Linked DNA regions of Homo sapiens: region 1 is linked to region 2. A link is a loop called in an ENCODE intact Hi-C map of the cell type or tissue named here. Cell type or tissue: GM12878. All regions are shown on one strand.

Region 1 (4,000 bases), 110 kb before region 2:
AGTATGTCCTCCTTTCAGAGCCTCTGCAAAGCTCAATGAGGAGTGACGATGGTTCTCCCCTAGAACCATGATCTAAACATAAATCTAACAACAGGTTTTAAAAGCCTTAGAAGGTTGATGAGATAAAGATATCACACAGACCCTTCACGTGGGTGCACACATTCCCAAACATTTGGTTGGGAGGCAAAAGCAAGTCTCTATTTGTTATTAATGTTCATTAATATGATGGGGAAAAGTCCCTACCCAAAACAAAGCTAAAACTTACAACGGGGAATCCCAGTACCAAAAGCCTTAAAACAACCACGCGTCACTGCCCAGAAGATGGGGCCTGGCTCGACTGCGGGCCACTGTGCCTGTCGGCCCCCTCTCCAGAGCTGTCACAGGCAGTCACAAAAGCCTAGGGCTCAACAAAAAGTCAAGAGGCCTAAAAATCGCACTGTAGATGACAAATCTTTAAAATATTTCCAACACATGATGGATAAAAGGCTAACTTAACTCAGGCAAATCAATTGTTGAAGATCAACAACCTAATATAAAAATGGCCAAACGATAAGAACAGGCAGTTCAAAGCAAGAGAAACACAGATGGCTGAATGGAAGACACTCAGTGTAGCTCAAAGAGAAATGTTTATAAAAAAGATGATAATTTCACCAGACTGGCAAAAAAAAAATTTTAATGTTTGACCAAAATAAAACTCCCAGGTTTATGCAAAGATCTGGGGAGAAAAGGCACTCTCTTACACATTCAGTTGGTAGAGAAATAAACTAGTATTTTTGGGGAGGTATTTGGCCATGTCTATCAAAATTGTAAATGTTCAAACCTTGGACCCAGTAATTACCCAGCAAGAAACCATCCTACACATTATATTCATAAAGCATTTTAATGGCAAAAAAACTGGTAATAACCTAAATGCCTACCAATAAGAGGGTGGTCAGATAAATGAAATGACAGCAAATCCATACAATGGAAAACGTGCGGTGTCGTAGAAGAAAGAGGCAGCTCCCCATCCACGGCGACGGGGAGAGCAGGATGCTATTAAATGGGAAAGCAGATAAGGACCAAGATGATATAATACTTTGGCTTTATCTTTAACATCCTATTTTTTTTTTTTTTTTTTTTTTGAGATGGAGTCTTGCTCTGTCGCCCAGGCTGGAGCTGCAGTGGCATGATCTTGGCTCACTGCAAGCTCTGCCTCCCGGGTTCACGTCATTCTCCTGCCTCAGCCTCCCAAGTAGCTGGGACTACAGGCGCCCACCACCATGCCTGGCTAATTTTTTGTATTTTTTAGTAGAGACAGGGTTTCACCATGTTATTCAGGATGGGCTCGATCTCCTGACCTCGTGATCTGCCCGCCTCGGCCTCCCAAAGTGCTGGGATTACAGGCGTAAGCCACAGCGCCCGGGCAACATCCTAATTTTTTAAACAGAACTGCTTCCACCTTACTTAAGTAGCTTTTAAAGTATATTCATAAAGACAAGAAGCAAACACACCTAAAAGTTAATTAGTGGTTAATTATAAGTGGTAGTAATATGGATGACATTTTCTTCTTTTGCATATTTTTTAAATTTTCAAAAACAAAAAAGTACTGAACAGAATATATAGCATAATCCCATTTCTATAGTTTTGTTGTTATTGTTTTGTTTTTTAGGGAAGAGGGGAGAGGATATATGAAATTGTAGATGTTTAAGTTTTTTTCTGGAGGAATTTACCTCCCCTGCAAAAAAAAGGTAGCAGTGTTGACTACTGGGGAATAGGTACTAGAGAGAGGCGTGTATTTTTTTTTCTTTCTGTTTTATATCTCTATGTATTGTTTGAACCTTTACCATCTGAATGAAATTTTTTAAAAAAAATTAAGTAAAAGGGTTTGGGTTCTGAGGTGCAGTATGATTCAGGTCTTATATTTGAACCCCTGGCCTGAGACAGTGACAGAGATGTGCCCCAAATGTAGGCCAACCTTCCTGCTAGAGGCAGGAGAGCACAGATGAGAAATTTCACACTGGCCACAGGAGGAAGAGAGGCCTTGCATAACTCTAGGTCAGAGGCCACACTTGACCAGGCCTGGCATCTTCCCAGAGGATGTAACCCTAAGAATTGATAAGGAGCGAGCAGAGGCCCCAAAGCCCCAAACCACTGCTGCAAGCCACTTCTGACTTATATGGACATGAACACTGCACACAGCAGTGATGTCAACCACACAGGAGTCTTGGGTAGGAAACTGAAAGATGGGGACAGAGATATTTCTTCTGTTTCTTCCAGCAAATGGCACTGAAAGAGAAAGAGGAATTTTCATTTCAACCGCATCAATTATGTACCAGGTGCACTTTATATATAGCAAATATTGCTATATTTAAGCTTCCTAGCAGCCCTACAGAACAGGATCCATTGCTGACTCCATCGTACAGGTGCGGCAACCAAGGCCCAAGGAAGTATTAATAATTTGCCCAAGGCCACATGGCTAGTAGGTAATAAAGCCAGGACTCAGACCCAATTCAGATCTAACCTTTTATTCACAGCAAAGGAGGCTTTGACAAATAAACCCTGAGCTGGTAATATTAGTTTACCGCTGGCCTCTCTCGTCCCCTCCTAAGTGACTCGTCTTTGCTCTGTTCACAGGCCTGCCCTATTCGCATCAGGCCTGGGGCCAGAGCCCAGTAGAGAAGAGTCACAATAAACACTTACCAATTAAATGGGCAGACTGTACACCAGAACAAGATACAAGGCATCTTTCCCTAGGAGACCAGGCAGACAGTGGTAGGAAGGAAACACCCTAAATGTTCCAAGTTGGCTTTAAGCTAAAATCCAAGTGGCAAGAAGAGAAAGATCATGTTCTTAGTAGTATCTAGGTATCTAGTATCTACTTTAAAAAATCCACAGAGATGGACAAACTAGCAAGAGAAAGTAAGACGGAAGGAGGTCAGGAACACTGCGCCTCTGGCCTAAGCAGCCCCCATGCATACGACCCTGTGCGGCTGCCAAAGCAAATCTAAAATTTTACTTTGAAGCGACAAAAGCAATCTCACCTTCATCACCCCAGCTGAGCAGAATGAGACTCACAGCAACGTATACCTGAGTCCACAGATCTCACAGGGGGTGGAGGAGAGTTGACAGAGAATGTGGAGGAAGAGAAGGATCCTACAAATCAAGAGGGCGGCCCACACACACACATCCCCCACCCAGTACACAATTCCACACGCCTAAGACTGGAGACAACTGGGTGAGGAGAGAAGGAAAAAGAACCGGAAGATAGATGATTGTTATGGTGACACACAGCAGACTACATGGCCAGGGAGAAGACAGGAACCACTCTTTCCTACACAGTGAGAGAAATGGCCCAGACACAAGAGTGAGTTCAAGCCACCAACACAAACACAAGGTCACTGTGAGAGAGAAGTCGAGGTCATGCCTTCTGCTACGAGCAGGGCACCTGATAAATAAATTCTCACTCTACATTACCTCTCACACAGCTGAAGATACAAGGAAGGGAACTATTACCCTGAACTTACTTCTGGCCAGGAAGAAAAACCTAGTAAATTATGTTTAAAAAAAAAAAAAATACTTCAGCTAGCAAAAACAATAATAACAAGAACACCACATTGGGAGGAAGTAAGCTTGTCAATTCAGAGTTCAAAGGAGGGAAATTAAAAAAAAAAAAACTGAGACAAAAACAGTTGTTTAGCCTAGACTTCAAAAAAACCAATATTCAGGTCAGGCGCAGTGGATCACACTGAAATCCCAGCACTTTGGGAGGCTGAGGCAGGAGGATGGCTTGATGACTAAGAGGATACAAAAAGGAGAAGGAGGAGTTCAAGACCAGCCTGGGCAACACAGGGAGACCCCGTCTCTATGAATAATTTAAAAAATTAGCAGGGCATGGTGGCACTAGCCTGTGGCCCCAGCTACTCAGGAGGCTGAGGCAGGAAGATCACTGAGCCCAGGAGGTCAAGGCTGCAGTGAGCCAATGATCGTACCACTGCACTTCAGCCTGGGCAACAGAGTGAGA
Region 2 (4,000 bases):
CTAATCACTATGGAAACAGAGGGGATAAAAATGATAAACATGGGAAAGTTTCCAAATTTTATACAGCTGGCTTCCTGTTCTTAGGCTACTTGCTTCTGAAGCCGTAAATAAAAGCTTCATTGGTTCTCTGCCCTCACTTTTTTGTCCACTGTGACCATTTTCTGCTGCTGCAATCCGGATGCCTCCAAATCTCAAGTGACACTCAGTTTCTTAGGTTTTTTCCTTCCTCAAAAATGAAACCTCTCTGGGCATCCCCTTACAACCTTCTCTTTAGCTTTGAGTTGAGTTTCTTTCCTGTATTCTAATTAAAGTGACCATAGTGTTAGGTTTTTCCATTTCTCTAGAAGATTGGCTTTTTGGTAGTAGTGTTTTCTGGATCTCTTTTTGTACAGTGTACACGCTGTGGTCCTATCCTGATCTTCTGCCAACCTTTACAACATGGCCTCTGGTGCTCGAGAAACTGGTAGGGGGAGCAGGTAAGAGGATTCTCCTATATTCTGGCTATTGGCTGAAACCTACTTAGCAAAAGCCAACTGATGTAATAAACTTACCCATTTCCTGTGTTTTTGTGGTTGAAAAATGGAATTTTTTCCCCTATGTGTTTTATGTTTCTCACTTGGCTGGTTCCACACAAGATCTCTGGGCCCCTCTGGCCCTGTTGTAAGGCTTAAATAAGTGTTGTGAAAGTATTTTATGAACCACCATGTGCTATACTGTAAATCAATAAGCTGAATTTAGGAAACTAGGACAAGACAGATCATGTTATAGGCTACTCAAACTTTTTTTATTTTTTTTTTTTTGAGATGGAGTCTCACTCTGTTGCTCAGGCTGGAGTGCAGTGGCATGATCTCGGCTCACTACAACCTCTGCCTCCCAGGTTCAAGTGATTCTCCTGCCTCAGCCTCCCGAGTAACTGGGATTACAGGTGTGCATCACCACGCCTGGCTAATTTTTGTATTTTTAGTAGAGACAGGGTTTCATCATGTTGGCCAGGCTGGTCTCGAACTTCTGACCTCAAGTCAACTGCCCGCCTTGGCCTCCCAGAGTGCTGGGATTACAGGCGTGAGCCACCGCACCTGGCTAAGAGTAGCTCTTTTATGCCAGAAGAATGTTAGGAGCTGAGTCTGGAGTGGAAGTCAAGGTTCCCACTTCTGGCTTAGAAACCACCATTTGAATAAAAATAAATGTCCTGCTATTGGATGGGTGAAGGGGTCATAAAAAGCGTAAGCCACAGGCATAAGGCACTGCGCCCGGCCAGGACACTCAAACTCTGTTTGACCTTTAGCCCCCTAAGGGGAGAAGGTCTGATACTGAAGTTGCCATTTTTCATTTTTATTATGAATAACATAGTTGATAACTAATAACTATTTTTTTGTTGGAAGTTGCCATTTTTCATTTTTATTATGAAAAACATAGTTGATACCTAGTAACTATTTTTTTGTTGAGCGAGTGAGGAAATGATGAAGTAAAACGCAGAGTGAGATGGAGGCTGAATGCAGGTTGTGATTTTTTTTGTTCATTGCAGATTTGATGCTGCCTGGACTGGTGATGCCCCCTGCTGGTCTGCCTCAGGTACAGAAGGGCGACCTCTGTGCCATTTCTTTGGTGGGGAACAGGTACTGTGCCAGGCAACTGTGCCTTTGGGGGAAAAACTTGTGTAAAAGAGAAGTTGGAGGGGAATGACAACTTATAAAGCATATGAACAAAAGAGTGAAAGCAAAAATCGGTTTTGGAAGAAGCAGAGTGGGCCAGCAGGAGAATGGCAGCAAACCTATGGGGAATCCATGTGCCTGGGCAGAGTGTATTTGCTGTTTGCTGTTGCTGCTCTGTTTTCTTTCAACTTAGCATTTTTATTTTATTTTATTTTATTTTATTTTTTAGATTTACAGAAGAGTTGCAAAGATAGTAGAGTTCTGAAATGCTCATTACCCAGCTTCCTCTAATGGTAGCCTCTTACATAACCACAATATAGATTATTACAACTAAGAAATTAACATTGGCAAAGTACTGCTAACTAAACTACAGACTTTATTCATATTTCCCCAGTTTTTTCACTGATATCTTCTTTCTCTTCACGTATCCAATGTAAAATACCAAATTCCATTTAGTTGTCATGTCTCCTTAGTCTCCTGTTTGTGACCTTTTTTGTTTTTTTGTTGTTGTTGTCTTTCATCACCCTCATGCTTTTTCCCTATATGCATATCATTATCCTCATCTTTTAATTATTTTTGATAGCTTTATTGAGATACAGTTTACATACAGACAGGATCTCACTCTGTTGCTCAGGCTGGTCTCAGATTGTTGGCTTCAAGCGATACTCCTGCCTTGGCCTCGCAAAGAGTTGGGATCACAGGCATGAGCCACTACGTCTAGCCTCCAATGCTTCTTTTTAAAAATAAGAAGTAATTGTATGAACAGCTCTGAAAAATTAAAAGCCTCCCTTACCCCACAATCTTTTTCTCCTAGAAATAACCATTATCATTTTGATGTGTGTCCTTCTTGTCATTGTCCTACACATATATACATGTGCGTATAAAAATACATGGCTTAGGGTATGTGTGTTTAAAAATTCAAACAAAATTATACTGTGTATGTGTTATTTTTTCACTTAATATAGTGTGGACGTTTTCTTTTTTTAATTTTTCTTTTTTATTTTTATGCGGACATTTAAATACTAACAATACACATTTAACTTTAACTGTGTGTTAAATAAGAACACACAGATCTGCCAAACCTTTTTACCTGTTGTGTGGTGATGGAAGAGGCCCTCTCCTGGTGGACATTGAGGTTGCCTCCAATTTGTCTCTATTACAAACGTTATCTTATTGATGCCTCTAGGGACACTGTTGCTAGTATTTTTCCAGAGTAGATACTAAAATGCAGAATTGTTAGGTTGAAGATCATGTGTATTTTCTGTTTTCCTACAAACAAGCTGTATCAGTTTTTACACCTACCTGCAGCATATATGGAGCCTATTTCCCTATACTCTCACCAATACTGGATATGATAGGTCATCTTCATTTGTGTTATCCTAGTGAGTGAAAAATTACATCTTACTATTTTTTTTCATGGAGATGACCAAGGTGGACTCATTATTTTGATAATTTCTTCTTTGAGAGAGAAGGAAAGAGCGATGGTAGGCATGGGAGGGGTCAGTGTTCAAAGATCTTATTTTTGCTACTCATATTATTCTATTTTCCTTGAACGCTTTGGAACCAAGCACCTAGAAACTTCTGTTTACCTGTAGCAGAAATTACAGTTGAAAAGAATGATGGTGTTACCGTTTTTCTCCCCCAGTATTCTATCTGAGATAGGAGGAAACTATGTAAATGGATATTTGGCCTGTTCACTTTAGCCTTTAGAGTGTATATGGGGGTGGAGCTATGGATGGTTTGTGGTGGGGGTAATGATATGAGGGGTTGTTAAAAATACAAGTCATGTTCAAGACTGGAGTTCTCAAGCCATTGACCTTTCAGGGGTAGATGAGAAAAACCTTCTTTTAAGAACTGGGAAAGAAGCCAGTTTCAGATTTTGTGGCAGGAACTGACCTATAGGTACAGTTAGCAGAGCTACCAGGTTTAAAGCAAGTTCAAGTATTGGGAACTCTCACTTGGACCCTGGCTACCTTGCCAGGCTTATGTATTATTCCCCCACTGTTATCCAGCTAGTCACCTATCCTTACAGGCAATATCTGATTGATCAATGCTTGAGTAACACTGGGCTGGCAGAGATTTCTCATCTGGGCTTTGGAAGTTTCTGTAGTTACTATATATGTGGTTGTTTTTGATATCCTGGAAACATCCAGTTCTTAGATATATAGTTACACTGAGCAACCCCTCTTATAAAGTCAACTTAGAAGGAACTTCTCTAGTTGGCCCCACTATGTGTCTCTTCTCTCTTCCCTATGGCATCCCTCAGCCTAATTTATGATATATGAATTGCCTCCCCTTTAAACTTCCTTATGGGATGGCTATGACTTCTTTAAGGTAGAGGAGATAAT

What was found. Hi-C counts contacts between places; a loop is a spot of excess contacts. Peaks named below come from ENCODE experiments on the same cell type or tissue, not always from the same donor. Only the 100,000 strongest peaks of a DNase experiment are listed, where the experiment ranks them.
Region 1: a loop joins it to region 2, with 2.3 times the contacts of the local background. A loop is called at or near these places in 3 of 110 quality-filtered maps.

Annotation. Positions count from the first base shown.
Region 1 is chr1:206,715,654-206,719,653 of GRCh38, reverse strand. The region is part of intron 1 of MAPKAPK2 (MAPK activated protein kinase 2); the gene reads right to left. Among named protein-coding and RNA genes, the nearest start is that of MAPKAPK2, 33 kb to the right of the region's middle. In GM12878, no CTCF peak of the experiment used is centred here; a DNase peak (open chromatin) is centred at 2,153; H3K4me3 peaks cover 1,263 bases; H3K27ac peaks cover 3,706 bases.
Region 2 is chr1:206,605,852-206,609,851 of GRCh38, reverse strand. It overlaps EIF2D (eukaryotic translation initiation factor 2D), which reads left to right. Exons shown (of 15, transcript NM_006893.3): 3 at 393-476; 4 at 1,526-1,616. Among named protein-coding and RNA genes, the nearest start is that of EIF2D, 4.6 kb to the left of the region's middle. RefSeq lists enhancers at 105-164, 205-304. In GM12878, CTCF peaks have their summits at 1,562 (motif pointing left) and 2,784; a DNase peak (open chromatin) is centred at 141; H3K4me3 peaks cover 1,580 bases; H3K27ac peaks cover 1,685 bases.